Linked DNA regions of Homo sapiens: region 2 is linked to region 1. The links are chromatin contacts, found by Hi-C in ENCODE. All regions are on one chromosome and are shown on one strand. The core of a region is the stretch at or near the end of the contact, and the rest is flanking DNA. Distances in the headings are between cores, read along the strand shown. Region 1 has its middle 45 kb from the start of GPR78. Region 2 overlaps SH3TC1 (SH3 domain and tetratricopeptide repeats 1).

Region 1 (6,241 bases), core at 403-2,902:
GAAGTTTGGGGTATTTTTTGTTATATTATTCCAACCAAGTCACTGGCCATTCATTACAAAAAACATTTATAAAGAAAGAATAAAATATGAAAAGGAAGGAAGAAGAAAAAAGTAAAGTAAGCCTTAGTTAATCTTTTAGGTAATCTGTCAGGAATAGACATCGAAATAAAGATTTTAGTGTCTGGGCACAGGGGCACACATCTGAAATCCCAGCATTTTGGGGGCTGAGGACGGTGGATCACCTGAGGTCAGGAGTTCGAGACCAGCCTGGGGAACATGGCAAAACCCTGTCTCTACTAAAAATACAAAAAATTAGCTGGGCGTGGTGGCACATGCCTGTCATCCCAGCTACTCAGGAGGCTGAGGCAGGAGAATTGCTTGAACCCGGGAGGCCGAGGTTGCAGTGAACCAAGGTCATACCACTGTAGTCCAGTCTGGGCAATGTAGCGAGATCCTGTCTCAAAAAAAAAAATAAAATAAAATAAAATAAGGGAAATGTTGTGTTAATGTTAAATCAGCTCAATGTGTGTTAATGTTAAATCAGCTCAATGTGCTGAAATAAATTTGAAATTACATATCAAAGTGATAAACTGAAAAAAGGAGATAACCACACAAAACTTTGGGTAAAAATCAATGATTCCATGAATGTAAAAAGCATGAGAAAGCAAGAACAAGAATAAAAAGTGAAAATCCAGAGGCAGAACCTTAAACAACTGGAGGGCAGGTGCAGACATGAAAGTGAGAGGGGCAGGTGGGTCATTCCTGGAAGCACTGAGCATAAACCAGTGTCTGAACAACAGAAAAACCACCAATAGCAGATTTTCTTCTCTTCTCTTATTTTTATTTTTTATTTTTTTTGAGACAAGGTTTTGCTCTGTCACCCAGGCTGGAGTGCAGTGGTGCAATCTTGGATCACTGCAGCCTTGACATCCTGGGCTCAAGTGATCCTCCCGCATTGGCCTCCTGAGCAGCTGGGACTACAGGTGAGCACCACTACGCTTGGCTAATTTTTGTATGTTTTGTAGGGACAGGATTTTACTATGTTTCCCAGGCTGGTGTCAAACTCCTGGGCTCAAGTGATCCACTTGCCTCTGCCTCCCAAAGTGCTGGGATTACAGGTGTGCACCACCATGCCCCATCAATAGCATATTTTCAAAGAATTAAATGAAAGATCCAGGGTAAAGGGAAATAAGAAAGGAACACCAACAGCAGCAGGGGTGGAAGACCTGAACTAGAAGGTGAAATAGACAGACTGTGTCTACGCCAAAAAAAGAAAACAGCTCGCACCCTCTTCATGAAGGCAACAGCACCTTTTATATACAGTCACTGGAGCCATACCAGGACGCAGGGACATGGAGTCAAAGTGTCCTCTGGGAGGCCATAGCCCGTCACCACAGCAGGATGGGTTTGCTTGGTCCTTAGCTGGCTAGTGGCCTCAGGCAGGGGTGGAAGGAGGCAGGGCTGGCTCGGCCATAGACGAACAGGGCCCTAGGCTTGGGGTTTAGTGCCCTGGAGTTGGCAGTTTATCTTTGAATCTGTGTCTTGTGTGTAAAGTCTAAGGGAGAGTGGAGCATGTGCTGGGGACTTGGAGCCTGTAAACTGAAACTAAAATTCTAAGCTCCCCAGCTGACTGAATGGTCCCTCCTCTTGGCCAGGGGAATTCCAACGTAAACCTGAAAAACTAGTTCAGGCCAAGATAGAAGTGGGTTGGACACGCCTCATTATACCCCCTCCCTTTGGAGTTTCAACATGACTGACCAGCATTAACATGAAAACAGAGATCCTGAGGCTGACCAAACAGACTCCTTGTAGCAATAAGATACCAAATTCCAACCTGACTCTAGTATAGCATCACATGACAGATAGCAGGCCCTGAAAGAGATCGAAGCAGTTTACCCCCAGAATGTACCTATGTTGAAATGGCCCTGCAAATTTGTCTCTTACTGGGAAAACCTACAGTCTGTAGAGAATCCTTTTCCCTTTCCAGTCTTTTCCTGATCCAGGAGAGAGTTAACTAAGGAGAGTCTGACACATAACAGGAACCTTGGCTTCCACATTCCCCCTTCTCTTAACAACAAACATTTCCTTCTGTTGACTTCAACTTTTCAGGCAGAGCTTAACCCTGTCAGCCACTTGCCATCAGGAAATCTCTAAATCCACCTATGACCTGTGTATTTGTCTGTTTTCACACGGCTATAAAGAAATATTCAAGACTGGGTAATTTATAAAGGAAGGACGTTTAATTGGCTCACAACTCCACATGGCTTGGGAAGCCTCAGGAAACTTACAATCATGGTCAAAGGTGAAGGGGAAGCAAGGGCCTTCTTCACATGGCGGCAGGAGAGAGAAGGGTGTGTGAAGGAGGAACTGTCAAACACTTATAAAACCATCAGATCTTATGAGAACTCCCTCACTGTCGTGAGAACAGCATGGGGGAAACCATCCCCATGATCCATTCACCTCCCACCTGGTCCCTCCTTAGACACATGGGAATTAATTATGGGGATTACAATTCAAGATGACATTTGGGTGGGGACACAGAGCCAAACCATATCAAGCTGGAAGCCCCTACTTCAAGATGTCCCACCTTTCTAGGCTGAACCAATGTGCACCTTACGTGTATTGATTTTTGTCTCTGCCTGTAATTTCTCTCCTTCTAAAATATGTAAAATCAAGCTGTAACCCAACCGCCTCGGGCACCTGTTCTCAGGACCTCCTGAGACTGTGCCTTTGGCCATGGTCACTCATAGTTGGCTCAGAATAAATCCCTTCACATATTTTACACAGTTTGACTCTTTTTTATTGCCAAGCCTCTGTTTATAGGTTGATACTTGTCCCATGCCTCCTGCCCTCACCTGACAATCACTGCTGCCCTCTGCCCTGGGGCCTGGGTTCAGGGGCAGGGAAGTCAGAGTTGGGATCAGGTGCCTGGCATGTTGAATTGCACAGCAGGGTCCTGAGTTCCTGTCTGCATCTGTCCTCACCCTGTAAGCATCCATGTCCAAGGGAGAGTGACATCAAATAGCAAATTAAAACACCATGACAACTTTAGAGAGAGAGAGAGAGAGATAACTCTGAAGGAAGGATAAAGATTTCCTCCTGCTTTTTGAACAGGAGGCTGTGTGTTTTCATTTTGCCCAGGGTTCTGGGCCTACAGGAAGGCCCCCGAGAGAGCTCTTACAGGAAGCCCCCTGGGTTTTCTCTCCTCCCTTGACTGAGCTCCCCACTGCAGACCCCAGCCAAAGGACCATGGCTGGCCAAAACCAAGGTCCCAGCAATTCAGCAGCAGCCCTGGCAGGCCCTGGCGGGTGATGCCAGCTGGCTCGGCTGCTTCTTCCAGGGATGTGTCTGTATTTTGTCATCCCTCTAGACCATGCACTCTTGGAGACTAAAGACCACGACTCTTAGCCATTTATTCTGCAAGTGTGTGTTAAGCAGCTTCTTTGGGGCAAGCCCTGTGCTTGGCTTGTTGAGGGTAGAGCTGTAAACCAGGGAAATAGGCCCTGTTCTTACGGGGAGGGTAGGCATCAAGCTGAAAGTAGCCCCCCAAGTCCTCCAGTTGCCTGTGAAGGAATAAAGTCTACAAAGGAAAGGAGTCATTTCTGTGTCCCCCACAAACCCAGAGCATGCAGTAGTTGTGCCTGGAACGGCTGCATGGAAACGTGGAAAGAGTGGCTAATCAGAGCCAAGAGAAATGGCACCAGGGCCAAGGACAGGGTCACCATCACCCTGTCCTTGGGCGATGGGACACCCCATGGGAGAAGGGGGTGATTTTAGAAACCAGCACAACTGTCCACTATGGCTGGGGCTTATCCTCGGGTTGGCAGCACGCGAGTGCCTATTCACGCATGGGCCTCCAACACCATTCCAAGGGAGGCATGGGAGCAAGGCTGGCCTTATCTCACCCTGGGTGCCCCACATCCAGCACAGTCCCCAGGAACCAGCTCCCACTGAACACGTGTGGGATAAAGAAGTGGCAGGAACTAAACCGAGGGCTGGTACTGACTGAGGGAAGGCAGACAGGGCAGGGGCCAGACAGGCTCGGCACCCATCCTTTGCTGCCTCAGTCAGGCACCTGCTGAGCCATGGGGGGTAAATGCTCTGCACCTCACTTTTCTCATTAATGAGGGTAATAGAATTTTTGTCCCAGATTTGCTGTAGGATCAAGGAAAGGACATCAGTTGTCTGGCCCCATGTTATAAGATCAAGTCCCCTTCTCCATCCAGGTCTTTCTGGCACACACAAGTACTGGGGGACGAAGGGGAGGAGGGGCCATCACCTCTGGCCGGGACCTGTTTCATATCTAGGAAAGGTCCAGTGATGGAGACAGGAAGGGCAGTCTGGTGGAAGGCCCAGCCTGAGCAAAGGCTGAGAGGCAGGAAAGTACAGGTATTCCTGGGACGCAGAGGCAGCACAGCTGCCTGGGAGATCTGCTTGTGCTGGTGGAGCTGGGGCCTTAGCTCAGCTCTGCTGACTCTCGGGAGATCCTTCCAGAACACTGACCATCCACCCACCCTTCCCACGCTTGCTCAGGTTGGTTTAGCCGAGCCGAGTGTAATGTAATCGGTTGCAGAGGACAAAGGGAGAGTTGGGGCCAAGAAGAGCTCTCATCCTTCCTGTGATTGCTGAAGTCTGGCACACGTTCAAACTGCGGAATGACTCAATCGAAAAGTGAAAGTGGCAGAGTGAGGAGGTCAGTGGCAATGGTTTCACAGAGACTCCTGGACCAGGAACCAGGCTGCCTGCTTCCAGCCCCTCCATTCATTCTGTCTGTCCACCTGCAGACCTTTTGTCACGCCCCATGCTCCATCGCCACTGCTCTTAGTCAGGCATGGGATCTGGGAGCTGAGACCCTCCTAGGGCCTGAAGACATGTTCTTTCCTGATAGGAGAAGGCTGTCAGGGGAAAGGGGAGCTGAGACCCTCCTAGGGCCTGAAGACATGTTCTTTCCTGATAGGAGAAGGCTGTCAGGGGAAAGGGGAGCTGAGACCCTCCTAGGGCCTGAAGACATGTTCTTTCCTAATAGGAGAAGGCTGTCAGCGGGGCTGGGAGCTGAGAACCTCCTAGGGGCTGAAGACCTGTCTTTTCCTGATAGAAGGAAGCTGTCAGGGGAGCTGAGAGAACCTCGGCAGGTGGGGTGAGGTGGGGTCTTGGCTTGTAGGAAGGGCAAATTCTCAGGTGACATGTCCCCTGAGCTGGAGGTCATTGTGGATCAGACCCCGGCCCAATTGCCCAGGGCCAAGCCCTGCCTGGGTGTCAGCATCATTAGCCACGTGTTTCTGGATACCAGGAGGAATGTTCCAGAGACCCCAGAAAAGGCCTCTTCTTGCTCAGACTGGCTCTTTATTGCCTTTAATCTGGCAAACCTCAGGACAAACCTTCCCCCAAGGCCTTGTGGGATGGAAATGGGGAAGACAAAACCCTGGGTTTACAGCCCTGGCCTCCTGGGATGGACTAGATTTGGGAGGCCCAGGGAGAGAAGACGTGGTGGTGAGAGCAGAGGGCGGCATCCAGGGCGCATGCAGGGCAGGTCTGCAGTCAGGCGTGGGGTGAGGATGCAGCTTGAGCAGCAGTGGGGACAGAAGTGGGGAATCTGAGGCCAGGTTGGGTCTGATCCGAGGGCAGTGGGAAGCCACCTGAAGTTCTTGAGTGAGGAAGTTGAGATCCAGAAACAACCTTAGTCCCTTGGGCCCATCAGAGTTCTTCACTTACAAGTAACGGAAGCTGACCCTGGCCGACTGGAGCCAACGAAGAAGGTACTGAGAGCACTTGGAGCCCTTGCAGGGGCGAGGGAGATGCTGCGGGACCAGGGTCTGAAGACAGCAGAGTGAGAGCAGGGCCCCAGGGAGGCAGGAGGGCTGGAGTGTGACTTCTGCGTTCTGTGTTCTCTGCCTCCAGATTGTGCTCCAGGGAGGGAGCACGGGGGACCAGGGGGAGTTTTGTGTGCCCCTCCCAGCCAGGCCAGTGGAGGCTCACTGATATCTCATCAAGACTGTGGGTGATGATAAGGGATGAGTTCCCAAGGAGATGTCTGTGGTCCCAGCAAATATGGTTGGATGTGGGGCAGGCAGAAGGGGGAGTGCTCACGCCAGTCCTCATCCTCACCCCAGAGAGGCAAGTGGCTTGCTCAAGGACACAGGTGAGTCAGTGGCCAAACCGTGCCAAGTGGCCAGCTCACTGGTGACTCAGGCCTCTGTCTTCCTCTGCCAGTGGGTCATGGGATGAGTTGAAGACAACGTTT
Region 2 (2,500 bases), core at 1-2,500, 310 kb before region 1:
AGGGCAGCTTCGGGGACCTGTTCCTAGTGGTGGCTGTGTACGCCAACCTGGCCAGCATTTACCGGAAGCAGAAGAACCGGGAGAAGTGTGCACAGGTGGTGCCCAAAGCCATGGCCCTGCTCCTGGGGACGCCTGACCACATCTGCAGCACCGAGGCGGAGGGGGAGCTCCTGCAGCTGGCGCTGCGGCGGGCGGTGGGTGGCCAGAGCCTGCAGGCCGAGGCCCGGGCCTGCTTCCTGCTGGCCAGGCACCACGTGCACCTCAAGCAGCCCGAGGAGGCCCTGCCCTTCCTAGAGCGGCTGCTGCTTTTGCACAGGGACTCGGGAGCCCCAGAGGCCGCGTGGCTCTCAGACTGCTACCTACTCCTGGCTGACATCTACAGCCGCAAGTGCCTGCCCCACCTGGTGCTGAGCTGTGTCAAGGTGGCCTCATTGCGGACACGGGGCTCGCTGGCCGGCTCGCTGAGGAGTGTGAACCTGGTGCTCCAGAACGCCCCCCAGCCCCACAGCCTCCCTGCCCAAACTTCCCACTACCTCAGGCAAGCGCTGGCCTCCCTGACCCCGGGCACAGGCCAGGCGCTGCGCGGCCCCCTCTACACCAGCTTGGCCCAGCTGTACAGCCACCATGGCTGCCACGGCCCGGCCATCACCTTCATGACGCAGGCAGTGGAAGCCAGTGCTATTGCCGGAGTCCGTGCCATCGTGGACCACCTGGTGGCCCTGGCCTGGCTGCACGTGCTTCATGGGCAGAGCCCGGTGGCCCTGGACATCCTGCAGTCTGTCCGGGATGCAGTGGTGGCCAGCGAGGACCAGGAGGGCGTGATTGCCAACATGGTGGCCGTGGCTCTGAAGAGGACGGGCCGGACGAGGCAGGCAGCTGAGAGCTACTACCGCGCCCTGCGGGTGGCTCGGGACCTGGGCCAGCAAAGGAACCAGGCAGTGGGGCTGGCCAACTTCGGGGCCCTGTGCCTGCATGCGGGTGCCAGCAGGCTGGCCCAGCACTACCTCCTGGAGGCCGTGCGGCTGTTCTCGAGGCTGCCCCTTGGGGAGTGTGGCCGGGACTTCACCCACGTGCTCCTGCAGCTGGGCCATCTCTGCACCCGCCAGGGCCCGGCCCAGCAGGGCAAGGGCTACTACGAGTGGGCCCTTCTGGTCGCCGTGGAGATGGGCCACGTGGAGAGTGAGTGCCCCAGTTCCTTCTGTGTGCCTTCCGGGGCCACTCGGGTCAGGGCACACCTGGGGTTTGTGATTCAGACACAAGCGGTGGTTTTTCCACCATCGAAAGTGCTGAGTCATGGCAAACAGCAGATGTTGGCAAGCGCCCTGGAGACAGGCAGTTCCCACGCAGGGCCAGGCCCTCTCTGCCCTACTGGGGGAGCCAGCTCCTCCCGGTTTGCCCAGGGACCATCCTGCCTTGAGCACTGAAAGTCCTGCATGCTGGGAATCCCTGAAGTCTGGGCAACGGGCGGTGGGTCACCCTAGACATAACCCTGGAAGCGAGGCAGGCTCCGCTGAGCTGGGACTTGGGGCCCCTCCATGAGCCAGGCCCTGAACGCCGGTGCTTGTGCCCATGTTATCTGCTTGACATCTCGGCAGCCCTGTGCACCTGTCATCCCACTTCACAGAGGACGCAGGGGCGGGTGGTTACCCAAAGCCGCAGAAAAGTTTATGCAAAAGCAGCTCGTTGTGCAGAGTGTGCCACGTCCCACCCACAAATGGGGCTTGTGGGGTCCTTGGGTGGCAGGGGCTGAGCATGGGAAAGTGAGCTTCAGGCCAGAGAAGCCACAAAAGGGTGAGTGGTGTGATGGCGGGGCAGCTCTTGGCCCCGGGTTAGGGAAGCCTCTTTAGTCTGGGGCCAGAGGGTTGAGAAGATTTAGTCAAGTAATACGTGGTGGGTGAGGGGCTGGTGGTGTAGCCTGTGTGAAGGCCCAGGGGTGAGCGAGTAGGGGTGAGTGAGTGGGGGTGTGATGGGGGTGAGTGAGCAGGGGGTGAGTGAGTGGGGGTGTGATGGGGGTGAGCAGGGGGTGAGTGAGCGGGGGTGTGAGCGGGTGAGCGGGGATGAGTGGGGTGTAAGTGGGGGTGAGTGAGCAGGGCCTATGCAGGGAGGTGCAGAGTTGGGCGTGGGTTGGTTGGGTGCTGGATGGTGAGAAGCTCTGCTGGAGAGCTAAGCAGGGCCTGGGGCCTCAGGCTGTGGCTTGGCCTTTTCCCTAAGGGCACTGGGGAGCCATCTGCCCAAGGAGGAGTGGGGGGGTTCAGACCCAGGCTTCTTCCCCAGGGCCATTCTCTGACTGCAAGGAGACCCTCCAGAAACCCGGCACCCCAGCCCCCACAGCAGCCTCCGGTGGGTCCTGGCACAATAGCCTGTGGCACCTCCTACGAGGCCCTCCCCGGGGTGCTGGGGGATTCAGACTTGGAAACGCAGGCCAGGGAACGAGGATCATGCTTCCCTGTCTCCCCACCCCGCGTTGAACAGTCGAGGAGACCGGGGGCCAGGGGACGAG

What was found. A loop is a pair of places that touch in the nucleus more often than their neighbours do. Pooled maps may share reads with other maps.
Region 2: a pooled map shows a loop between it and region 1 (5-fold over the local background). The contact joins two enhancer-like sites. A Hi-C loop is called at or near these places in 3 of 37 single-sample maps with no recorded cell type and 2 of 50 pooled maps.

Annotation. Positions count from the first base shown.
Region 1 is chr4:8,532,724-8,538,964 of GRCh38, forward strand. No RefSeq gene overlaps it. Among named protein-coding and RNA genes, the nearest start is that of GPR78, 45 kb to the right of the region's middle. RefSeq lists enhancers at 1,313-1,452, 1,533-1,672. Within about 2 kb of position 1,653, at least 11 of the 41 ENCODE cell types and tissues checked have a DNase peak (open chromatin) inside an H3K27ac peak, as active enhancers do.
Region 2 is chr4:8,227,466-8,229,965 of GRCh38, forward strand. SH3TC1 (SH3 domain and tetratricopeptide repeats 1) reads left to right here. Exons shown (of 18, transcript NM_018986.5): 12 at 1-1,179. Among named protein-coding and RNA genes, the nearest start is that of SH3TC1, 29 kb to the left of the region's middle. RefSeq lists enhancers at 1-158, 1,148-1,407, 1,500-2,170 and a silencer at 1,928-1,987. Within about 2 kb of position 1,251, at least 22 of the 41 ENCODE cell types and tissues checked have a DNase peak (open chromatin) inside an H3K27ac peak, as active enhancers do.